Regions from separate parts of the Homo sapiens genome. Here all the other regions are linked to region 2. The links are chromatin contacts, found by Hi-C or POLR2A ChIA-PET in ENCODE. All regions are on one chromosome and are shown on one strand. Each heading gives the region's core, a stretch centred on a gene start or an enhancer-like site at or near the end of the contact. The rest is flanking DNA. Distances are from core to core; before and after follow the strand shown.

The links. A loop is a pair of places that touch in the nucleus more often than their neighbours do. ChIA-PET counts read pairs that join two places held with the same protein, here RNA polymerase II (POLR2A). Pooled maps may share reads with other maps.
Region 1: a map of naive thymus-derived CD4-positive, alpha-beta T cell shows a loop between it and region 2 (9-fold over the local background). The contact joins the promoter of SACM1L here to the promoter of CCDC12 in region 2. A Hi-C loop is called at or near these places in 1 of 168 maps with a recorded cell type or tissue (naive thymus-derived CD4-positive, alpha-beta T cell), 1 of 37 single-sample maps with no recorded cell type and 10 of 50 pooled maps. POLR2A ChIA-PET finds 5 or more read pairs at or near these places in 2 of 52 experiments (AG04450 and WTC11).
Region 3: a map with no recorded cell type shows a loop between it and region 2 (9-fold over the local background). The contact joins the promoter of NME6 here to the promoter of CCDC12 in region 2. A Hi-C loop is called at or near these places in 2 of 37 single-sample maps with no recorded cell type and 5 of 50 pooled maps.
Region 4: a pooled map shows a loop between it and region 2 (4-fold over the local background). The contact joins the enhancer-like site here to the promoter of CCDC12 in region 2. A Hi-C loop is called at or near these places in 6 of 50 pooled maps. POLR2A ChIA-PET finds 5 or more read pairs at or near these places in 3 of 52 experiments (BJ, GM12878 and activated T-cell).

The regions. Positions count from the first base shown.
Region 1 is chr3:45,684,764-45,691,506 of GRCh38, forward strand. SACM1L (SAC1 like phosphatidylinositide phosphatase) reads left to right here and starts at 4,633. Exons shown (of 20, transcript NM_014016.5): 1 at 4,633-4,734. The coding sequence starts at 4,703. It overlaps LIMD1-AS1 (LIMD1 antisense RNA 1), which reads right to left and starts at 4,119. Exons shown (of 3, transcript NR_033947.1): 1 at 3,613-4,119. TRR-ACG2-1 (tRNA-Arg (anticodon ACG) 2-1) reads right to left here and starts at 4,308; the gene lies at 4,236-4,308. LIMD1 (LIM domain containing 1) reads left to right here. Exons shown (of 8, transcript NM_014240.3): 8 at 1-1,578. RefSeq lists enhancers at 3,435-3,504, 4,015-4,064, 4,325-4,614 and a silencer at 4,645-4,824.
Region 2 is chr3:46,975,449-46,981,732 of GRCh38, forward strand. It overlaps CCDC12 (coiled-coil domain containing 12), which reads right to left and starts at 1,297. Exons shown (of 7, transcript NM_001277074.2): 1 at 1,189-1,297. The coding sequence starts at 1,284. NBEAL2 (neurobeachin like 2) reads left to right here and starts at 4,218. Exons shown (of 54, transcript NM_015175.3): 1 at 4,218-4,464. The coding sequence starts at 4,414. RefSeq lists enhancers at 1-483, 484-1,185, 1,010-1,319, 1,889-2,589, 4,492-5,272 and 1 more and silencers at 1,410-1,549, 3,945-4,134, 4,235-4,574.
Region 3 is chr3:48,299,500-48,306,379 of GRCh38, forward strand. NME6 (NME/NM23 nucleoside diphosphate kinase 6) reads right to left here and starts at 1,868. Exons shown (of 6, transcript NM_001308426.2): 1 at 1,854-1,868. RefSeq lists silencers at 1,571-1,770, 2,071-2,290 and an enhancer at 1,851-1,980.
Region 4 is chr3:48,467,700-48,472,366 of GRCh38, forward strand. It overlaps SHISA5 (shisa family member 5), which reads right to left. Exons shown (of 6, transcript NM_016479.6): 4 at 2,029-2,144; 5 at 1,662-1,874; 6 at 177-1,487. The coding sequence ends at 1,408. Among named protein-coding and RNA genes, the nearest start is that of TREX1, 3.8 kb to the left of the region's middle. RefSeq lists enhancers at 1-220, 362-1,128, 2,222-2,371. Within about 2 kb of position 1,472, at least 5 of the 41 ENCODE cell types and tissues checked have a DNase peak (open chromatin) inside an H3K27ac peak, as active enhancers do.

The DNA.
Region 1 (6,743 bases), core at 3,383-5,882, 1.3 Mb before region 2:
CCTGCACACATGGCAACAAACAGAAGGGAGGCGAAATCTTCCATATTGGATGCACCTGTCTTCCAGGTGCAGCTGCCGGCATTTATCTGTGCAAGCTTCTAGCTTGCTTATTTATGCTTGCAGCTTGACTTTTCAGGCTGCTTTCTGTTGGAAAAGAAATGGTTTTGGGGGCTGCTTTTTATTAAAAGAAAAGCCTTACCAAGGACTCCTGTACCCTATCTGCCTAAATTTTTTTTAACTACTATATTAAAAGGTCTGTAAGTGGGAGCTGGCCCTAAAAGTAGGTTGTAGAGATTATTTGGATGTGCCAACAAGCTTCATCTGCAGCTTGGACTGTCTCCATTGGAAGGCCTCTGGCAGATTTTGTAAAAAGTTATATAACAATTTTACTATAGGAAAAACTTGGCTACAGATATGAATTTATATTACCCATCATTGGCTGGTTCCTTATCCTGAACATTGGTTTCCTTGGAATCTGATTTTGGCTTGTTTGGCCTTTAAAAACCCCAGAAGAATGGGGTTTCTGCCAGATTATTTTCTGGTTTTCAGTCTCACTGAATGTCACAAAGGCCTTGGTTTATGGTTCCCAACTGGTAAAGAAACGTCAAACTTTGCCTCTCTTAGTTCCTTCTACATGACAATGGGTGGCAGTTGCTCATATGGAAGCATTTCTTTTCCCCCTAAAGCCTATGAGACAGGCTGCAACTTAAACCCCTATTTTATTAAAGGAGAGGAAATGTCCAAGAGCCCAGAGATAGTGGGTAAAAGCATCATAAGGACTAGAAATGGGGTCTTCTTGTTGCTAATTAGTAGGGGTGAGGGGTAAGTGGCAGATGTGACTGCCGTCCATGCCCAGACAGGGAATTGTCCTTGAACCTACTCATGCGGTGTCTTCTGGGGTACAGTGAGTCCACAGGGCAGGACGGCCTTGGAGTCAAGAGCCCAGACTCACATTCTATCTCAGGCTTCATAACTCAATTGCTCCATGACCTTAAGCCAATTTAGTTCCCTCATCTGTAAAAATGGGGATAACAACTGAATTTACCTCATGGGATTGTGTAATGCCCAACCTTGTTTTTACTAACCCTGTTTTTAGACTCTCCCTCTTCCTTTAATCACCTAGCCTTGTTTCCACCTGAATTGACTCTCCCTTAGCTAAGACAGCCAGACAGACTCCATCTTGGCTCTTTCACTGGCACCCCTTCCTCAAGGACTTAACTTGTGCAAGCTGACTCCCAGCACATCCAAGAATGCAATTAACTGATAAGATACTGTGGCAAGCTATATCCGCAATTCCCAGGAATTCGTCTGATTGATAACGCCCAAAGCCCCGGGTCTATCACCTTGTAATAGTCTTAAAGCCCCTGCACCTGGAACTGTTTACTTTCCTGTAACCATTTATCCTTTTAACTTTTTGCCTACTTTATTTCTGTAAAATTGTTTTAACTAGACCCCCCCCTCCCCTTTCTAAACCAAAGTATAAAAGAAAATCTAGCCCTTTCCTCAGGGCTGAGAAAATTTTGAGTGTTAGCCGTCTCTCGGTCGCTGGCTAATAAAGGACTCTTAATTCGTCTTAAAGTGTGGCGTTTTTCTAACTCGCTCAGGTACAACAATTGTTGTAAGGAATGATTGAATTCATCCAAGTAAGGGAATTAGAGCAGTTTCTGGCATGAAGTAATTGCTCAATAAAGTGTGTCAGGTTTTAAGATTAATTGATCTTTACATCATGATAAATGGCAACAAAATAAATGACAAATGGATTAAAGTAAATGGTAAAAACAACATAAGAACAAAACATTAAAAAATCATATAATAGAAGAAACCAAATATTAGTAAGTGTGAATATATAAAGTGAAAATTACTACAAGTTCAAATATATATATATATATATATATATATATTTTTTTTTTTTTTTTTTTTTTGAGACAGAGTTTCACTGTGTCACCCAGGCTGGAGTGCAGTGACGTGATCTCAGCCAACTGCAGCCTCCACCTCCCAGGTTCAAGCAATTCTCCTGCCTCAGCCTCCTGAGTGGCTGGGACTACAGGCACACACCACCATGCCTTGCTAATTTTTGTATTTTTAAATAGAGAGAGGGTTTCACCATGTTGGCCAGGCGGGTCTCGAACTCCTGACCTCAAGAGATCCACCTGCCTTGGCCTCCCAAAGCACTGGGATTACAGGCATGAGCCACCGTGCCCAGCCGTTAAAAAAATTTTGAAAAGGTAAATCATAAGCTGGAAAAAAGATTGCAACGTATTTAAGAGTTAATACCCTTAATATATTAAAAAATCAAATTTGTAAGAAAAAATTCAATACATCAAGAGAAAATATATAAAGTACATGTAAAAGGAAGTTCCATATTCCAATTATGAAAATTGCAAATCACGGTTAAATTTATAATAGCCAGTGTTGGTTAGCATGCACGAAAACAGAGAAACAGGTGCTGTTGATGGAAGTGTGTTTTGGTTTAATTTTTTGGAGGGCAGTCAGAAAGTAACAAAAGTCTTAAAAATGTCCATAAAATGGACCTTACAGATGTCCACCTGGTCGTTCCACCTCTAGAAATTTGTAAGACAAATAATTCGGCCGGGCACAGTGGCTCACATCTAACCCCAGCACTTTGGGAGGCTGAGGTGGGCGGATCACGAGATCAGTAGATCAAGACCATCCTTGCTAACACGGTGAAACCCCGTCTCTACTAAAAAATACAAAAAATTAGTCGGGCGTGGTGGCACACACCTGTAGTCCCAGTTACTTGGGAGGCTGAAGCAGGAGAATTGCTTGAACCCGGGAGGCAGAGACTGCAGTAAGCCGAGATCACGCCACTGCACTCCAGCCTGGGTGACAGAGCGAGACTCCGTCTCAAAATAATAATAATTCAACACAGGGTCTCATTCTGTTGCTCAGGCTGGAGTGCAGTGGCATGGTAACAGCTCACTGCAGCCTCAACCTCCTGGGCTGAGGTGATCCTCCCACCTCAGCCTCCTGAGTAGCTAGGACTATAGGTGCACACCACCACACCTGGCTAATTAAAATTTATTTATTTATTTAGTAAATAGAGATGAGGTCTTGCTATGTTGCCCAGGCTGGTCTCGAACTCCTAAGCAGCATCATTTTTTCTAGGTGTTAAACTGACAACCACCCAAATTCCCAGCATAAGGATTCTGCTTAAAATATCTAGCTCTCTGATGAAATATCTTCAAAGAATATTTAATGACCTTAAATCTCAGACAAAAAGGTAAGGAGACAAAATGAGGAACCCATTTCCGTACAACCCCAATTTGGAAAAACACATGTGCAAGTATGCCCATGTTAAAAAATATAGAAGAAAAAAAGGCTTTAAGGAAAAAAAAAATAATAGTAATGATTTAGGGTGGGAATCGCGTTAATATTCCCAATAATTTTATATATTTTAAAAATCTATAATTTTATCAGGGGAAAACGTTATGTTGCGGAAATTAATTGATCGATTGAGTGATTGGTTAACGGACAGTGTCCGATGACTCATATAATCCCCCGGTTCGAGTCCCTTTAGGCCGCAGACGTTTCGCGCCTTCTCGGGTGTCCAAGTCGCGCATCCATACAATGAGGGGTAATATACTAGATTACCTGAGGTCTTCTTACGGTAAAAACACCGGTGTCTTAAGGTTTCCCAGTGGAATTTGGGGGCCGGGTTGACTTCGGAGCTGGAGCTCGCAAAGGCCGGGGCTGCTGCAGATTCTGACGCTTTGTGGACCCCTACTACCGAGCGCAGCCGCACCGCAGGTTTTCTTCGCTGCTGGTTAGATCCAAAGCCCATCCCATCCTAGTAAACTGGGACAGCGCCGCTTCTCACATCACTATGGGGGCTTCTGCTCCGTGGCGGGGAAAGGCCAGAACTGCTGCCTTAAATACGCTTTTGCATCATCCGGTTGCTAACCTCCGGCCACAGCATTCCCCACTCCAAAATGCCACTTTTCCAGGTGTGTTTGCCTAAATTTACCCCATTTACAGACTTCTCAGGTGCATCATTGGGAACAGGGCGCTTTGCAGTTTGCAAACCACCTCAGACAACTCCAGGTTTAAAGGATAAAGGATGACATTGTGAGCAAAGCGGCATCAAAATTTCAGATATTTAACTTTCACATTCTAACCATACACCTTTCCAAGGTCTTGTAATACTTTCACATTGTGAATATACATCTTTACAAGACCCAGTAGTACATGGGTCAAGTGTGGCAAAACAGACATCGCGAGCCAGCCAGGAGTCGAACCTAGAATCTTCTGATCCGTAGTCAGACGCGTTATCCATTGCGCCACTGGCCCCGACTTGCTAAAGCCTTCTCCGTGATAGCTGATCACCCTTATACAGTTTGAACGGGCTTCCGGGTACCAACGATCCATTTTGCCCTTGCGCCGCGCTCCCGCTGCTCTGCCTTTCCCCAAAACGCGCCCCACCAATCCGCAGCGGCTTCGTCACGGCGCTCTTCGTCGCACTCCAACCCGCCGCGTCGGCGGCATCTCTCGCGTGCTCTTGCTTGCGCACTAATTTGTCCTCCACCGCCTCCCGTTCAGGCCGGCTCTCCTGCGGGGCGGGGAAAGGGGTGGGAAGAGGCTGGGAGCTGCGGCCGCTGTGCCAGGGTGACCGGTAGAGTTGTAGCCGAGGTGGCGGCGCGGGGCGGGGCGGGCGGAGAGAGAAGGAAGGAGGTGGTTGTGCAGGATGGCGACGGCGGCCTACGAGCAGCTGAAGCTGTGAGTCCCACGGGCCAGAGGCCTGAGGCGCGGCGGGCGGGGCGGCAGGTGCGGGCCCTGGCCTCGGGGAGGGCTTCTGAGTCCCGGATTGCAGATAGGGTGTGGGAGCTCCTCGCATTTACCGGTTTTCCTCAGCCGGCGCGGCCTCTCCTAGGCCTCGCCCGAGTAGCCATAGGCCGGGAACCAGCGGCTCGCCGGCCTTTCTCCACCGTGCTCGGCCCCAGCGCCCACGGCTGAAGAGAGAAGCTGCCGACTGGCCCCCACCGAGCCGGGGTCGGCGTTATGATGCGGCCCTTCAGGGCACGCTTGTCCCCACTTTCTATGCAGAGCTACCGACTAAATTTATCTGTATGACTTAACAGAGAAAAAGAGTTTTCTCTTACTTAACGGACCTACAGCAGCAATTTAGAGTCTACGCACAAATCAACAAATCTTTGTTTTGCTTACAGCCTATCTGGGTACCGAAGCCTGCCTGCCCCCTCTTCAGTGTGCAGAAAAAATTTAAAGTACAGTCAGTAGTCTTAAGGTCCTGAAGGAGTTTACTTTGGTTTAAATTTTAAACAGCTCCAGCCTAAAGCAGGTTCTTAAGTCAGTGTCGACAGCCAGAGGCTAATCTCGGTAATTTTGGTACTGCAAATTGACTTTTCGGTAAATCCAAGTTCTTGAGTCTTTGATACAGAGGCTGTGGTTGTTAAGAGTTATAAAATAGGTGTTTTTAAGGGTTTTGGTTTGTCTTGGATTAAAAACAACATGTGTTTATTTCCCTTAGTGTTACCCATTAGCATCCACACTTTTCTTGTCTGTGAATAATTTTGTTGTACTCACTTCGTGTTTAATGCTTTACCCCTAGGCTGTTTGAAAATCTGGTGGCCACAGCCTGGGAATATCTGGTAGGAGAAACAAATGTAATTTTTTAGAAGCTTATCTATCCCTGTATATGAGCTAAAATACCTTGGCAGTTAGGCATAGATACCGCATTTCTTTTGCAGGGAAATGACACCAAAATGTGGTTTGGGCACTTAAGCTCCTCAGACCTCAACCTCACTAGTAACTTTCTGAAAGGTTCAGTGGAAAGTTAGAGGTGCAAAATTCAGAGAGGTCATCTATTCCACATTGTATGTGTTGCAAAAAAGATGATTGCTTTTTCTACAGTGCACCCCCTGTGGGTGCCATTTCTGTTTACTGTAATGTTCTTTGAAAACCCTAGCTGCACACTTCCCTCCACATTTTCCTCTCCACCTTTCCCTATTTTCTCCCAGTTCCCCTTTGCAAAGTGCTCACCTCGTCTTTGGTGAAAGAGTTGAAGGAAGTGTCTTCCACTGCGTTTCTGGCCAGGCCACTGTCACATGTGCTCTGCTAGCTAATTAGGTTATTGTGTATCTGATAGGCACTGAAGGGTTTAATGTGATCCTACACCAGGTCTCAAATGTGTTTAAGCCATATGGAGCCATGGCTTCATGCAGCTTAGCGTGGCAAAGATTGAATAGGATGGAGAACTTGAGAATTATGATGATTGTTTTTCAGCTGCCAGAACACTAAATTTAACCAGTTCAGACCTTAAAACAAACCCAAATCCTCGCATACATAAAAGAGAAAGGAAATTTGTCCCTGAAGTAGTAAGAATGATGTTTTTGTATTGATTTTTGTGAGAAGTGGAAACTCTTAAATTATTTGGGTGATAAAGTCAAACTGGGGTTATGTGAAAGTCATTCTCTCATTTGTCAGTCCTAGCTTTTTTTCCCCCTGAAAAAAAAGTTTAGAGTGTTTCTGTAAATGTGAAGGTACAACTTTTTTGCACCTTTTTCTTTACCAAGGGGTTTATGAGTTAGAGTTTCCATTTTTATTCCTTCCTTTTGGCCCTTCCTGCTCTGAGGCTGCTGTTGAAGGTTTTCAAATGTGGCTCCTGCCCTAAGGAGTATTCTTTTTTGGATGCATTTAGAAGTGAAATTGGTTTCTGTGTAAGAATTGGTAGGAGATAGTAGCCATTTTTTAAAATGTGTCTGGAGATG
Region 2 (6,284 bases), core at 47-2,546:
ATTACAGGCACCAGCCATTGTGCCCGGCCCTCGTTCCCAATTTCTAAGGCCCACCCTTAGTTAGAAATAAATCTTTTCTTTTTTTTTTTTTTTTTTTTTTGAGACGGAGTCTCGCTCTGTCGCCCAGGCTGGAGTGCAGTGGCAGGATCTCGGCTCACTGCAAGCTCCGCCTCCTGGGTTGACGCCATTCTCCTGCCTCAGCTTCCCAAGTAGCTGGGACCACAGGCACCCGCCACCACGCCCGGCTAATTTTTTTGTATTTTTAGTAGAGACAGAGTTTCACCGTGTTAGCCAGGATGGTCTCGATCTCCTAACCTCGTGATCCGCCCACCTCGGCCTCCCAAAGTACTGGGCGCGTGAGCCACCGCGCCCGGCTAAATCTTTTATTTTCGATTTTTTTTTTTTTTTTTTTTTTGAGACGGAGTCTCGCTCTGTTGCCCAGGCTGGAGTACAGTGGCGAGATCTCGGCTCACTACAACCTCTGCCTCCCAGGCTCAAGCGGTTCTCCTGCCATAGCCTCCCGAGAAGCTGGGATTACAGGCGCGCACCACCACGCCCGGCTAATTTTTGTATTTTTAGTAGAGGCGGGGTTTCACCATGTTACCCAGCCTGGTCTCGAACTACTAACCTCAAGTGATCCGCCTGCCTCGGCCTCCCAAAGCACTGGGATTACAGGCGTGAGCCACCGTGCCCGGCCTCTTTTTGATTTTTGCACGAAACGACTCCGGCTGTATACCCACTGCTGTCACTTGCTGCCCTGTCCAAGGAGTGCTGCCGGACTGGGGAGTCTGTCTGACTCAGAATCGAAGGCGGGGGTTAAAGACCAGCTAGGCCATAGAGGAACGGAACAAATCACGCCTAACCCAACAAGCATCTGAACCTACAGGCAGCCCTAGATACCTACACGAGCAACACCCGGGAAGCAGGAGTCAGATGGACTGCGGGTCGCTGACCACTGCCTTGCCCACCCCCGCGCATGCGCGACGACCGCACCAGCGCCAGAGGAGTCCCACGCCAAGCAGCCCCAGACATCGTGGGAGGGCGCCGTCTTCTCGCGCATGCGTTAGCGCCCGCGCATGCGCGCCCTCGGCAGCTGTCTTTCCTTATTAGCCCTTTGCTCTCCTCAAGCGCGACCCGGACCCCGAACGCTGGACGCCTCAACTGCGACCCTCACTCCACACTTCTCACCTTGCGCCCGGTTTTCTCCCGTAGGGCCTTCAGCCGTTCCTTTCGCCGCAACGCCTCTTCCTCTAGCCGGCCCACACCAGCCGTAGTTGCCTCCATCTTGCCCGCGTACGCCCCTCCTTTTCTCCCGTCTTGCATCGCGCAGGCCTAAGGAGAGTGGATAAATGTCTCGCGGCCAATCCAAGGACGAGAATGAGAGACTGGGAGGTCCTGAAAGCCAATCAATGCGGGGTTATTATGGGCGAGCCCTCCCCGCCTTGCCCCGCCCCGCCCCGCCCCGCCCTTATTCTTCCGGACAACTTGCCTAGTGGGTGGGGAGCCAGCAAAAAAAAAAAAGAAAAAAAAAAAAGCTAAGGCTCGATTTATCCAACGCTGATCAGTGAAAGAGCAGCAAGTGGAATTCAGACCTGAGAGAAGGAGAAAAGAGTGCGTCGATCGCTCCGGTTTTGCCCAAGTACTAACCACACTAATCACTCCATGCTGGCCTCTTGGAATGCCCTGACTCATCCTTGTCCACTTGACCTGACAAGGCTCGAATGCCTTCAAGAAACCTTCCCTGGGCCGGGCGCGGTGGCTCACGCCTGTAATCCCAGCACTTTGGGAGGCCGAGGAGGGCGGACCACGAGGTCAGGAGATGGAGACCATCCTGGCCAACATGGTGAAACTCCATCTCTACTAAAAATACAAAAATTAACTGGGCGTGGTGGCGCGTGCCTGTAATCCCAGCTACTCGGGAGGCTGAGGCAGGAGAATCGCTTGAACCAGAGAGGCGGAGGTTGCAGTGAGCCGAGATCGTGCCACTGCACTCCAGCCTGGCAGCAGAGCAAGACTCCGTCTCAAAAAAAAAAAAAAAAAAAAAAAAGCCTTCCCTGATCCTCCACTTCGATCCCACCCTAATACAAGGTATGACTTACACCTCTGCAGCTGTCAGTGGCTCCCCGGACTCACCTGACAAGCGCCCCTAAGCCCCTCTGTGACCACTCTCAGCTCAGACAAAGCCTGCACAGTGAGGGGGACCTGACTGTATGGCTGTTTCCCTCTGGACTCAAAGATGATCCCCTCTCATTCCCATCCCCTCCTGGAGCAGCAAAGTCCTCAGGGTCAAGTTACCTTTCCCGGGGAAGAGCAAACCCCAACCTGGGTCCAGTGGGCCTCAAGTACTGCCCCCAATCCCCAGCTTAGAAAGACTTGGGGTGGCCTCGACTGCAAGTCGCCACAAGATTCATGGCTACCCAGCAGAAGCTGCCAGAGTCTTCTTTCCTGCATGAACTAGAGTGTCCTGATAACCGCGAGACCACTTAGGCTGAAGTCAAGATATTCTTTCAGTATGTGGGGGTCCCCAAAGCCACACCCCCTCTCACTTGGGAATAGGAGACCATGCCGCCCCCTCTCCACCTCCACTGCCAGGGGACAACTAGCCTCTTAGGCTGTTCCCTCCCTGAGTCTTCCCTTCCCAAGCTGGCTACAGGTGGACATCCACTCTTCCCCTTCCAACTCCCTTCAGAGGCCCATGGGCCACAGACTGCAGATCTAGCCCTCCCTTCACTAACCCTCTTGTCCTCACTAACCTGGGTCTGTCTAAGCCTTCTTCCCTGTAGTGGATGGGTTGCTCTGCCAAGGCCTGGCATGCAGTTTGGAGGTGCTCAGGAAACCTCAGCTCAGAGCTATGATGGATGAAGCAGGACAAAAGGCCAGAGGTGAACCAAGAAGCTGGGAGAACAAAACAGGACAGGGTCTCTGTTGTCTTGGCCAACCAAGGTCTAGGAGTCTCCAGACTGGTCAACTCCTGGAACGAGTAGCACCCCTCTGGGCCCAGAAAACTTCTCCCCAGCCCCAACAAAGAGCCTGATCCCTGCCCAACACCAGGGGTTGGGTCCCTGCCACCATCACCCCGTGCCCCTTTCCCCGTGTCCAGACTGTGAGGTAAGGGGATGGGGAAGGGGGCACGGGGTGATGGTGGCAGGGACCCAAAAAAGAGTCAGTCAAGCCTGGGTCCCTGCCCCTGCTGCCCAAGTGGTCCTCATTTGGTCAACTTGGGCCTCAGTTTCTCCATCTGTAAAACAGAGCCGGCCGGGTGCGGTGGCTCATGCCTATAATCCCAGCACTTTGGGAGGTCGAGGCGGGTGGATCATGAAGTCAGGAAATCCAGACCATCCTGGCTAACACGGTGGAACCCCGTCTCTACTAAAAATACAAAAAATTAGCTGGGCCTGGTGACACGCGCCTGTAGTCCCAGCTACTCAGGAGGCTGAGGCAGGAGAATCACTTGAACCCAGGAGGCGGAGATTGCAGTGAGCCGAGATCGAGTCACTGCACTCCAGCCTGGGCGACAGAGTGAGACTCTGTCTCAAAAACAAACAAAAAACAGAGCCATGAGGCACCCACCTGTTGAGGTTAAAGAAACAACATATGTGAAGCAAGTTCTGGGCCCTGGAGTTGGGGAATGGGGGGAGCCCCTCCACTGGAGCGTTTGGGAAGGCTTCCTGGAGGAGGGAGGGGGACCCGTGGCAACGGTCTAAGCCTCTCTGGGATCTGGGAGGGCACCGCGGCCCCGAAGGTATTTCAGGCTAGTCCTGCTACTCTCTAACTTCCCGCCATCACACTCCACAAACAGCTAGAGCTCAAAAGTTGCGTTTCGGTCTTCCCATAAAGCGACAGAGTAGCACCTGGCATTTGATAAGCGCTACAAGGGGTCGTCATGGTGGTGGTGGAGATTATTGTTGAAGGACCCTCGCCACCTCCACGCGGCCCGCCGCCCCTTCCCTGAATGGCGGCAAATGCAGTCAGGCGAGCAGCGTCCTGGGCGGATTCAGACCCTGGGGAAGTCTGGAATTCCTCACCCCGACCCTCGTCCCGGAGGCTCAGGCTGGCCCTTCCAATGGCACTGGTGGGGCAGGGCAGCGGGGCACCCTCCCGGGCCGCCCGGCCCATAGGCCCCTCCTCCTGCCAGGCTCTCCGCCCTTTACATGGTCCCAGGAGAGGCGGGGCGGCGGTGACTGCAGCGAAGTGCAGGAAGCTGGGCGGCGGCCGGCAGTGAGGAGGAGGAGCGAGCAGACTTGGGTGGCTCTGCGCCGCGGAGGCCACAGCCGCAGACTTCCCCAGTAGTACCGCGCCGCTCCGCCCCGGAGTGACGCCCTCCGCCCATGGGCCTGGCCGAGGGCAACCGGCGGGCGGCGCGGAGGAGGCGGCGACAGGTGGCGCGCAGCAGGGCCGGAGCCGGGCCGGGCCATGGCCGCCTCGGAGCGGCTGTACGAGTTGTGGCTGCTCTACTACGCGCAGGTGAGCCCGCCCCGCCCCGCGCCCGCACCCGCACCCGCGGTGCCCCCAGCTTCGCGCGCCCCGCGCCTGCTGCACCTGGCGCCCCGCGCCGCTGGGGCCGCGTAGCCGCGCGCGCGGGCGCGCGCGCGCAGGGCATGCTCCGGCTCCGCACACACGTGTGTGCCCCCAGCCCGCCGGGTGCCTCTGGCACTTATGCCTTGGGGACAGAGCTCGCGGTCGTGCACTTCATAGCAACCCACCCCCGCGAGCAGGACCGTGCAGCCTGAGTCTTTCTTGCTAGAGGAGAGTGGCCTGGGCCGAGGCGGCCGGACACTTGGCCTTTTTACAAATGGGGAAACTGAGACCTGGAGAGACCTGGAGACTGGCCAGGAGGCTAGGGGGAGGGGGACTCAATTTGTCTATGAGCTGCCTCTCCCTTGGGCGCGGCCTGATTGGGTGGTCGTGGCCAACGGGTCTGGGGGTGTGGGCCAAGGTAGGGAGGTGTGTGGAAGGGGAATGCTCCCACTTCAGGTCCTTCTTGAGTTGCATCCCCCCACACCCCAGCGAACAGGCTGTGATAAGCTCTTCCCTGACTTGAAATGACCCACCCCACCCCACCCCCATTCTGAGGGGTAGACCCAGGACCTCTCTAGGAGCAGAAGAAAAGGTTTTCCTCTGGATGCCCAGGGTGAGGGTGGGTCCTTGAGGCCCTGAGGGATGTCTGAAAAGGTTGGAGGGAGGCCCGTTCCTCCTGAGCTCCCCACCCATCTCAGAAAATACTTCAGGTGGAGTCAGAAGGTGAGGGGAGTGACTCAGACGTGGGTGTCCCATCAGCTGAGAACCTGGTATCACTCACACCGTCTCACACACATAGTCCCCCATTTTCCTTCTGTACCCACAGCAGGGAGGGATCCCAGGGTAACACTCCCCTCCCCTTCACCCAGCACCTCCCTCCCTGCACCTGCCTGGCATCATGCTCCTGGCTCAGGTGTGCCCTGGGCACAATGGACCATTGTGTGCCCTGAACAGTTTGTCAGTGGGGGGAATTCATGCTCAGACACGCTGGCCCTCCATAAGGAGGCTGGCCCACTGTCTTCCACGGACCTGGAGTCCAGGCCAGAAGGACCACAGCCTCTTCAGTCCGCTCAGGTTGTGAGAGGTCCAGGCCCCAGCAGGAGGCCAGGCATGGAGTAGAGTCCCTCTTTGGTATAACTCAGATCGAACTCGACTTCTGAGCCTCTGCTTCCTGCCTGTAAAACTGACACAGCCCTGGCCGGGCACGGTGGCTCACACCTGTAATCCCAGCACTTTGGGAGGCCGAGGCGGGCAGATCACAAGGTCAGGAGATCGAGACCATCCTGGCCAACATGGTGAAACCCCATCTCTACTAAAATACAAAAATTAGCCGGGCGTGGTGGGGTGTGCCTGTAATCCCAGCTACTCGGGAGGCTGAGGCAGGAGAATCGCTTGAACCAGGGAGGCAGAGGTTGCAGTGAGCCGAGATCGCGCCACTGCACTCCAGCCTGGTGACAGAGTGAGACTCCGTCTCAAAAAAATAAAATAAAAATAAAAAACTGACACAGCCCTGACCTCAGGGGCTTCCTGGACTCTGTGGAGAGGTAGCCATTATAGCTGGTCCAGACCAGAGAAGGCTCCTGTTTTCCTGGCCCCATTGGGTCCCCTCGCCCCAGCTTCTCTGCCTGCATCCCCAGTGGTTGTGAAGGAGCAGAGGGTTTGAAGAGAAGCCTACCCTAGTCCTCCTTCCTCGGACTGCCCCATAGCTATGGGCAGGCTCTAGGTGCATGGGCAGGTAAAGGGGGCTTAAACCAGCTGGTGAGTGT
Region 3 (6,880 bases), core at 618-3,117, 1.3 Mb after region 2:
TACTTGAGGCCAGGAGTTTGACCTGGGCAACAAAGCAAGACCCTGACTCTACTACATATGTGTGTATGTGTGTGTGTGTATATATATATAATATATATGTGTGTATATATATAAAATCATTTGTCGACAAATACAGAGAAGGCTTCCATTAACATAGGCAGGGACAGAGTCTAGACAACATTCTCATTTATCTTATCCTAAAAACTGTCAATCATGTTAAAGGTGGTATTAGAATCTGGCCCAAGCAAAGAAACTGCCATGGTCGCTCCTATTCATGTCCTTTCTACAGCTTTCAACCTGATTTTCCACTCAAACCATAAAGCCACACCCAATCTAACCAGTACAAGATCAGCTAACCCACTCTCCCTAATGCCACAGGTGGTAACACGTCATTTTCAGCAACTGTCTACAGAGACATCCATGACACCTCCCCTCCCTCACTCTTCATATCCACACGATCACCAACTTCTGGCAATTTTCCCTACCTAATATATCTCAAAACCCATACCATTCTCCCATCCTCAACTGCTACCACCATAACTCTAAGACATCATCATTCCCCTCTGGACATCTTGACAGCCTCCTCTTTGGTCTCCCAGTTTCTGTCCTGCCAACCTCTACAATCTCCACACAGCAGCCAAAGTGAACCACACATGAAAATCTAATCATATGGTTCCCCTCCTTAACCCTTTAAAGGGCACCCTGTTCTTAGAATAAAAACCAAAATCCTTATCACGGCCTCCCAGGCTCTGCATGATCTTGTGGTTCCCCACGTACCTCTCTAGCCTCATCTGGAACCCCACACTCCTTAAGTTTCTCTAGCTCCAACCTCATGGGCCTTTCAGTTTTGAAAGAATTTCTGGCTTGACAGCCTTTGTGTGAGTAGTTTTCGCAGTCCTGAATGTGCTTTCTCTGGTTGCCTCCTGCCCACCTTAGTGATCTTAGCTCACTTCCCGTTACACTTTCTCACAGCTCCTTGCAAGTTCCCTTCAGTTCCGTCTTCACCACCAGAAGGTGTAAGCAGTACCTAGCACACAGCTGGCTCTTAACAGTATCTGAATGAACCAACGAATGCACCTCATCCAGCCATTCCAAGGCCAGGCTGCTAGGGGTTCTCGTGGCAAGAACACGCGGCCTGTAGGGAGGACATGGTTCCTTTACTAACGCAGCTAAGTTGTGGCTGTCTTGACTCTTGGTTTACAACAAACTGACAAGTCGAGAATCCTGTTAGACTTAAAGGTGACTCCATGAGAATTAAAAATTTTAGGCAGGGCGCGGTGTCTCACGCCTGTAATCCCAGCACTTTGAAAGACCGAGGCGGGCGGATCACGAAGTCAGGAGATCAAGACCATCCTGGCCAACATGGTGAAAGCCCGTCTCTACTAAAAATACAAAAAAATTAGCCAGGCATAACGGCGCGCGCCTACAGTCACAGCTACTAGGGAGGCTGAGGCAGGAGCATTACTTGAACTCTGGAGGCGGAGGCTGCAGTGAGCCGAGATCGCGCCACTGCACTCCAGCCTGGCGACAGAACCAGACTCCGTCTCCAAAACAAAAAAAAAGTAAAGCTGTCGGTACACTGCCACCCCAGCACTCGAGGGGGCCACCACTCGCTTCCTGGAGGGCGGCGGCCCAGCCCTGGTCCACCCACGCGCGGCCGGGACCTGCGCCCCTACCCCCGTGGCCACGCCCTCCAGCCCCCCGGGCTCACGGCCTCAACTCTCGACCCAGCCCCCTACTTCTCTAGGCCTGCAACCGCGCAGCCCTCACCCCTCGTACCCGGGGCCTAAGCCCACCCCAGATTCTGGGTCATTCGGAGCCCCAGTGCAGCAGAAGTCCGGCTGCGGGTTCACCTTGTCCTCCGGCACAGGGCCCGGCCACCAGGCGCCACGCTGGATAGCCTGCGGCCCTCGCAGGGTCCTTCAGGCGCTCCCTGGGCAGCCCTGCTCGGGGTCCTAGTCCGGTTGCGCCGCGGCGTGAGGTGAGGTGTGAGTTGCCCTGGAGGGTGGCGGGTTTTCCAGGCGCATGCATTTGCCGCGGACGGGACGAGAGGATGAAGCCGTTCTGGGCGCCGGAACTCGCTTGTGGGAACCGCCCCTCGGAAGCCGGCCTGGGCGCCCTCGGAAGCCGGCCTGGGCGCCCTCGGCGGGAGGGAGTGCTGGGCCGGGTGCTGGCGCAGCGCTACGCAGGGTGGCGGAACCCAGAGGACCGGACGGGCTCGTTCAGGGTGGCGGCCCGGCGGGGGCGATGCCCGCCAGCAGAGACACCGATGGAAACCTTGCCCAGTTATTTTCTTTGCCCAGGGTAGTTCCTGGAACATGGTTGATGCCCAGTATTTGTCAAAAGTACGCGGAGGGCAAAGAACTTAAGCGCTCGATAGCGAAGGCACAGGCCCTTCAAAGTCTTTTGAGCTCTGAGCGATACATTAGCATGAAGGATCGTAGCTAATATGGGGGTTGATGAAGGAGGATCCTTGGCTGGAGCCCAGGTGTGCATAGGGCATGAGGAAAGCAAGTCATAACGGCCTTTCACGTGTCATTAGGAATCTGGGCAGCAGGGTGTGGTTTGGGTTACTCTGGAGTCTATTGACGCAGCCCAGGGTGAGGAGATGAGAACTGGGGGTATTCCTGGTGTGTACTGTGATGTATGGAGAGGATGGGGACAGGGAGAATGGATCGGGGGTCAGCTGTGGCAGGTGACCAGAAACTTGGTGACAGGTTGAATAAAGATGGTTAAAAAAAAAAAAAGTGTTTTGGTTTCTTGGGTTTTTTTTTTTTTTTTTGAGGGAAATCACTGAGAATGAGAAGAATGAAAATAAACGATAACTGTCATCAATGTAAAGACTTACTTGCACATTTAACTGACTTCGGTGTCTGCCTACACAGGTGTTGCCCTCTTGGAAGGTTTATCCCCAACTCATGGCTTCTGTCCCTGCAGCAATAAGAAGCCACTTCCCAATAGTTTCCTGATACCCAGTCACCTTTGGGAACTTACGAGGAAAGTTTTTCCAGTCTCTCCGCAGACCCTTGCATCTCTTCTCTTTTTGTTTAGACCCTTGACCACCACCCCCTATTCTAATCTTAACTCCTCTGCTACTCAGTTCCAATCCTAACCCAAGCCCTAGTCCCTAAATTTATAATCCTTTAATCCTAGACCTGGTCTCTAGATCCTGAGCCCTTGATGCTTATCTTCTAACCTCCTAATCCCAACCTCAAATCCCTAAACCTCAACCCATGAATTCTGACCTGATTCTCAAACCCCAGGCCCCCAACCCTGACTCCAAAAATGACAACCCATTACTTCTCCCTACACGGAATCACTGACGGAGTTGTAGCAACTGAATCTGCAGTAGGCCAAAGGACCCAGTGAGTTAGCCAGCAAACTACTCTAAATAAAAGATATGGTGGATAACAGCAAGCCTAAACAAATCTTCCTCAAAGATGAGCAACACAAGTCCCAGTCATTATGACAATACCTCTGTATCTCAACAAAGGGGCTTAAATCAGCAAGTCATCCCAGCCCCTGAAGGAAGAGAACAGTCCTTGTAAGTTGCAAAGCTCTCAGAGGACATGGGTGGCTCAGTAAAGCCCCTGTTCTAGGACACAGCAAAAGAAGCAACACAATAACCACCATGGCCCAGCAGATGAGGGCCACAGCCAGCATCGCCACCCCTGAGTCTGCCTTCCCAGTATGATCATCAGGACTTCAGAAGTCCCAGCAAACCAGTTAAACAGAAGACAAGAACCTTATGTGAAACCAAATTCCAGACAACTGATACAGATGGCATTCCAGAATCTGCAGCATTCCAGCATGCAACAAACTGCAATAAGTGACACAGATCTCTCCCCGACAGACACCTTATGAGAAGCAAGGGGAAAAAAATGCTCCAATAAAATGGAATCCCAGAATCTCTTCACCATCCCACCCTCAAACCCCTCCCCATTGCCAGGATGCTATGGCATAAGAGGCAAAGGACAATTCACAGTAGTAATAAAAAACATTTACTAAACACTTAGAAACAGTACTGACCAGGTGCCTCATTCAATGCTACGCTTATGTGAATTCTGTATGTATACTGTACTTAGATACAATTTTTTAAAAATTGATACTGCTAAAGCCTTGCTTAGATGGAAATTTGTAGCCTAAAATACATATATTAGAAAAGAAGAAAGACTGGAAATTCAGTAAGCCTCCATCTCAACAAGTTAGAAAAAGAGGAACAGAGCCTCAGAAACCTGTGACACATCATCAAGCGTATAATTTGTTATTATTATTTATTATTATTATTTTGAGACAGAGTCTCGCTCTGTTGCCCAGGCTGGAGTGCAATGGCGTGATCTTGGCTCACTGCAACCTCTGCCTCCCGGGTTCAAGCGATTCTCCTGCTTCAGCCTCCTAAGTAGCTGGGATTACAGGCACCTGCCACCACGCCTGGCTGATTTTTGTATTTTCAGTAGAGATGGGGTTTCACCATGCTGGCCAGGCTGGTCTTGAACTCCTGACCTCAGGCGATGGATCGCCCGCCTCGGCCTCCCAAAGTGCTGGAATTACAGGCATGAGCCACTGCGCCTGGCTGTTATTATTTATTATTAACTATTGCTTTATGCAATTGTCTTTTAAATCATATAGGAGAATAAAAGATTTACAAACAAAACCATATATTTATACTGTCTTTAACTGTGTAGTTACCTCTACCAGTTCTCTTTATTTCCCCTTGTGGATTTAAGTGTCCTTTCGCTTCAGCCTAAAGTATTCCCTTTAGTATTTCCTGCAGGGTGGATCTGCTGGAGACAAATTATTTCGGTTTTTATTAGTTTTGTTGGTCATCTTACTTTCTCCTTCATTTCTTTTTTTTTCTTTTCTTTTCTTTTTTTCTTTTTTTTTTTTTTTGAGATGGAGTTTTGCTCTTGTTGCCCACACTGGAGTGCAATGGTGCAATCTTGGCTCACTGCAACCTCTGCGTCCTAGGTTCAAGCAATTCTCCTGCCTCAGCCTCCCAAGCAGCTGGGATTACAGGCATGCAACACCACACTCAGCTAATTTTGTAATTATATTTAGTAGAGAGGGTTTCACTGTGTTGGCCAGGCTGGTCTTGAACTTCTGACCTCAGATGATCCACCCGCCTCAGCCTCCCTAAGTGCTGGGATTACAGGAGTGAGTCACCACTCTTCTTCATTTCTGAAGGATTTTCTTTATGGATATAGAATTCTTGGCTGATGTTTTTTTTCTGTTAGCACTTTGAATATGTTATCCTACTGCTTTCTGGCCTCCATGATTTCTGACGAGAAACTAGATGTTAATCTTACTGAGGGTCATCTGTACTTAATGATTTGCTTCTCTTTTGCTGCTTTCAAAATTCTCTCTTGGTCTTTGGCTTTTGACAGAGATTATGATGTGTATAGGTGTGGATTTCTTTGAGTTTGTCCTACTTGGAGTTTGCTGAGTTGCTTGGATGCATATGTTAACATTCTTTGAAAAATTTGAGATATTTTCAGTCATTATTTCTTCAAATATCTTTCTGCCCTTTTCTTTCTTCCTTCTCCTTCCTGGACTACCATTATCTTTATGTTGTTATGCTTAATTATATCCCAAAGGCTTCCAGGGCTCTGTTCCTTTTTCTTTCTGCTCCTCGCACTGGTTAATGTCAATCTTTCTTCAAGTTCACTTGTTCTTTCTTCTACCTGTTCAACTTTGCTATTGAGCCTCTCTAGTGAATTTGTCACTTTAGTTATTGTACTTATCACCTCAAGAAAGTTATATTTAAAAAAATAATTTCTTTATGATGTTCTCTACTTGTTCACACATCATTCTTATACTTTATTTCTTTAGACATAGTTTATCTCTTTGAAAAAATATGTATACATGTATGTATGTGTATTTTTTTTTAATAAGGCCTCGCTGTTACCCAGGCTAGAATGCAGTGGCACAATCATAGCTCATTGTAGCCTAAACCTCCTGGGCTCAAGCAATCAATCCTCCCACCTCAGCTTCCCAAGTAGCTAGGACTACAGGCACGTGCCAGCATGCCTGATAATTTTTAATTTTTTTGTAGAGATAGGACAACTATGTTGTCCAGGCTGGTCTTGAATTCCTGGCCTCAAGTGATCCTTTCACCTCAGGCCCCCAAAGTGTTGGGATTATAGCCATGAGTCACCTGCCTGGGCTGATTTAAAGTCTTTGTCTAGTAAGTCCAACATTGGAGCTTTCTTGGCAACAATTCCTATTGACTGATCTTTTTTTCTTGTGTATGGGCCAGACTTTCTTGTTTCTTTGTATGTGTCACAATATTTCATTGAAAATTGGATGTTTTAAACAACATAATGTGGCAACTTTGGAAATCAGATTCTCCCCTTCCCCCAGGTTTGTTGTTGCTATTCATTTGTGTAGTGATTTTTATCAATTAATTTTTTAAAGTATGTATTCTTGGTAGTGTGTAACCATTGAAGACTCTGTTCCATTAGTTTAGTGGTCATCTAATGATTGGACATAGTGTTTTTAAATACTTGGAACCAATAAGTCTTTCTGCCTTTGCCGAGGTATTCTGTATGTATTGAGCCATGCCTTCAATGGTCAGGCAGGCAGTTTACAACTCTGCTTTAGACTTCATTTCTTGCTATTTAGAGCATTAAAGTCAGCCAAGGTGAGCACATAGGGCCTTCTAAAGATTCTCCTGGACATATTACAGACCTGCTCATGCTCTTGGTCTTCTAGATTCCTAGAAATATGCCAGAGCTTTTCAAAAGCTCCATGGACATTCTATTCTCAGCTTTTTCTTTTACTTTTTTTTTGTTGTTGTTATTTGTTTGTCCCAAATGTTATCACTGCTTAAGGTTGTTGCAAATTTTAAAAATTGAGGCTGTTTGTTTTTGACAGATGCCCC
Region 4 (4,667 bases), core at 222-2,721, 1.5 Mb after region 2:
CACCCAGGGACCTGGGGAGGAGGGCACAGTGTTTGTCCCTCACTTTCCCTAGCAGGATGGTCAACTATCTGAGCCCAGTAAAAGTAGGGAAAACACAGAGAAGCCCAAATGGATGGAAAGAGTACAGCCTGATTCCAATTCCAGCAGCCGAGGCCAGGAAGAAAGGGGGCAGCAGCTCCAAACGATTGCATTTATTATAAACAAGTGTACAGACCCTAGACTCAGAAACACAACAGATTTGAGCTAAGACAGCTCTGGTGAAACAGTAATAGAGGGAGGAGGAACACGAGGTATTCATGTCTGGGCCAGAGCTGCCATCCAGGGCCCCACACCCCACCTTTGGTCCAGATGGCCCATTGGCCCAGGTGTCCCTGCTGCCAGAACACCGTGGACTGGGGTACAGGAGTTGTTGCATATTCCATGAGGCTGGTGTCGGGAAGCAGGGACTCACAGTTGCCAGGTTGTCCATCTCTGAGCCAATTTCCCTCCACAACCCAGGGGTTTCAGTCTCATATCAACTATCATGTTTGAAACAGAAAACAGGCAAAATGTTTGGCTAAAATAAAATGAAAACACTGCAGGGAAGAGAACTGAGTGTGCTGGTGGACAGGAGCCCTGCTCACCTGTGGGAAGGGCAGGGCCAGCAAGGGCAGCAGAGCTCCCTGGGGGCAGCTAGGCTGTGTGTGCATGTGGCCCTCCAGCTGGTCCCAGGGGAGATGCGGGGACAGGGGACAGTCCAGGCAGACAGGTACAGCTGAGTAGGGCTCTGCCTGAGGTGTTCTGGCATCAGGAGGCTGCCTGATCCCCAACAGGCATGACAGGCTCCAGGGAGCAATGGGACATCTGCCCAAAGGATCAAAGTCCAACTTGGCCAGATCCCAAGCTTCGCCTGCATCATGTCCCTGGCTCTGCAACGGGTACCCCCAACTCCGGGGACGAGCCATGGCCTCAAGCAGCAGCTGGCTACGCTGCCGAAACCAGGACACATCTGCATCACACAGAAAGCTGCGCCACCCTGGTGTGACAGGCCCTACTTGGTCACCCTAGGGTAAGCTGGAGAAGAACTCCAGATGTGCCCTGGAGAGGCCCCCACCTCTCAGGGGCCACCTCACAGGGTGCCCCCCACCACCCCATTCTTTGAGTTTGGCTTGAGATTTTAGGAAGCATAATTTCAGGTGAGGAAGAGAACAAAGTCTGGTCCCAGCCCACTCTGGCAAGGATTGTTCCCCACCTTGTCAGCATCAGAGGAAGCCACATATACAGGCAGGACACACACAGCACACATGGGGCGTAAGGAACCGTGCCTGGACACACACAGCACACATGGGGCGTAAGGAACCGCGCCTGCACACCACTCACGCACACACACAACATAACCAAGTGGCAGCCAGAGAGGCCAGGGAATGCTCAGAGGGCCGCCTTCGGGGCATCCATGTAGGCCGGGTTGTAAGGAGGCTGGCTGGCGGGGTAGGGCGCGGCTGCTCCTCCTGAAAGCAGAGAGGACCCTGGTTGGCTGTGAGCATGGTGGGCTGCCGTGTGAGTGGCAGGCAAGCAGAAAGGGGCAGAGGCCTGTTGAGTGATGTAGTTTGGGATGGGTGCCCGAGGGATGCTGGCAGAGACTCGGGAAGTCGGGCAGGGCTAGAGTTGGCAGGGGCACTCACCAGCCAGGGTCTCGTGGTAGGCCGGTGGGCCCATGGGCTGGGCTGGGTAAGGTGGTGGGTACTGCATTGGGTAGGGTGCTGCTGGCATCCCTGGCTGAGGCGGCATGGTGTGGTAGCCCTGGTAGCTTGGTCCAGGGTAGCTGGGCGGCACACTTGGAGGCTGAGGATAAGGGGCATGCACCACAGTGGTGGATGTGGTGGTGGTGACAACCGCTGCAAAGAGAATTCCAGTCAGGACCCTCCTCCATCTCCCCAGGTCTTGAGAGCCAGGCTTGCCACCCATCCCTCCAGCTTAGCCAAAGCAGGGCCTGGTCAGCTTCCCTTACCACCCCAGGGGGTCACAGTGGGGCAGGGTGGGCACGCTTACGACGTGGTCGGCGGCACGTCTTGTAAAGGCAGCAGCAGGAGCAGGTGAAGCAGATGATGATAGTGACGACAGACAGCACAAAGATGGTCAGGCCAACGGCCAAGGTCGCTCCGAACCTGCCAAAGAGCTAGACGTGACCCGGGGCACCTCGCCCCTCCCCAGACCAGCATCCACACCTTCCCAAGGCATGCCCCTCTTGCCAGAAGGGGTCTGGGCAATACAGTTATAGCTACTTCCTTGTCGGGTGGCCTGCACCTGTTTCAATCTGTTTCCTCTTGTGTAAACTGGGGTATATGTGAGTCCCTGTAACTGTCTCTCCCTGGGTCTCCCCCGCTTGTCCCACCCTCAGAGGCATGGGAGGAAGCTCTTCAAGTCCCATGCCACACACATACATCTATCTTGTCCACCTCACAACCAACTGATCAGCAGATGGGTATAGGGCACATGCCACAAGCCAGGCACTGTGATTTGAGTCAAAAAACTTAACAGTGGGCAAGACAGCCAGCCCTGGCCTCTGGGAGCCCACAGTCCAGTGTAGGAGGCAGACAGTGAAGATAACATGGCTCACAAAGCACAGGGTGAAGACTGAGAGAAGCCCCAGGAGGGCAGAGGCCAGTGTGGCCAGAACAGGAGGCCCCCATTGTTCCCCTGCACTCCACAACAGCCCCAGGGCAGGGAGGCTGGCCCCTGAGTGATAAGGACAGTTGCCTCTGCCTGCAAGCTTGCTGTATGCCAAGCACCGTGCCAGGGGTCACACACACCCCTGGGTCCCCCACCTCTGACCTGCATGGCCACTTCCACAGGTGAGAGGGCCAAGAGCCAAGGGGAGGACACAGAGGCCTGGAGGCAGGAGGCCAGAGGGCCTGCCCTTTGAGAAAGCAGGCCCTGGGCTGGGAAGCTCACCAAAATTGACTTCTAGGAGGGGGCAGTGGCTCATGCCTGCAATCTCAGCACTTTGGGAGGCCGAGGAGGGCGGATCACCTGAGGTGAGGTGTTCGAGACCAGCCTGGCCAACATGGTGAAACCCTGTCTCTACTAAAAATACAAAAATTAGTCGGGCACGGTGGCGGGTGCCTGTAATCCCAGCTACTTGGGAGGCTGAGGCAGGAGAATCGCTTGAACCCGAGAGGCAGAGGTTGCATTCAGCCAAGATCACGCCATTGCACTCCAGCCTGGGGACAGGAGCAAAACTCTGTCTCAAAAATGAAAGAAAAAAAAAAAAACCTGACTTCCAAATGCAGACAGAGCCCCTTACTAGCCACCCTGCCGTGTTTGCAGAGGCCAAGCTTCATTCTTTTTCTTTTTTAATTTATTTTTTGAGACAGGGTCTCACTCTGTTGCCCAGGCTGGAGTGCAGTGATATGATCACAGTTCACTGCAGCCTCCACCTCCCAGGCTCAAGTGATTCTCCCACCTCAGCCTCCCCAGTAGCTGGAACCACAGGCATGCACTACCACATTTATTTTTGCAGAGACAGGGGTCTCACTATGTTACCTAACTGGTTTCCAACTCCTGGCCTCAAGCAATCTTCCCTCCTCGGCCTCTCAAAGTGCTGAGATTAAAACTGTCTCGTGGCCAGGGTGCGGTGGCTCATGCCTGTAATCCCAGCACTTTGGGAGGCCGAGATGGGCGGATCACAAGGTTAGCAGTTTGAGACCAGCTTGGTCAACATGGTGAAACCCCGTCTCTACTAAAAATTAGCCGGTAGTCCCAACTACTCAGGAGGCTGAGGCAGGAGAATCGCTTGAACCCAGGAGGTGGAGGTTGTAGTGAGCCAAGATCGCACCACTGCACTCCAGCCTGGGGGACAGAGTGAGACTCTGTCTCAAAAAAAAAAAAAAAAAAAAAAAAGTCAGCCTTACATTTTGTACTGGATGATAAAAGATTTTAAAAAATAAAAAACGGTTGGGTGCGGTGGCTCACACCTGTAATCCCAGTACTTTGGGAGGCCGAGGCAGGTGGATCACCTGAGGTCTGGAATTCGAGAAAGTATAAAAAAAATTAGCCGGACATGATGGTGGGTGCTTGCAATCCCAGCTACTTGGGAGGCTAAGGCAGGAGAATCTCTTGAACCCAAGGAGGCAGAGATTGCAGTGAGCCAAGATCACACCATTGCACTCCAGCCTAGGCAACAAAAGCGAAACTCCATCTCAAAAAAGTAAATAAATAAAAAATAAAAATAAAAAACTGGCCAGGCGCGGTGGCAACACTTCTAGAGGCCGAAGTGGGCGGATCGCTTGAGGTCAGGAGTTCTAGACTACCCTGGCTAACATGGTAAAACCCTGTCTCTACTAAAAATACAAAAATTAGCAGGGCGTAGTGGCGCAAAACTGTAGTCCCAGCTACTCAGGAGGCTGAGGCAGGAGAATCGCTTGAACCAAGGAGGGAGGTTGCAGTGAGCTAAGATTGTGCCACTGCACTCCAGCCTGAGCAACAGTGGGAGACTCCGTCTCAAAAAATTAAAAAATAAAATAAATAGGCCAGGCGCAGTGGTTCATGCCTGTAATCCTAACACTTTGGGAGGCCGAGGCAGGCGGATCGCCTGAGGTCAGGAATTTGAGACCAGCCTGGGCAACATAGTGAAACCCCATCTCTACTAAAATACAAAAAAAAAAAGAATTAGCCGGGCGTGGTGGCAC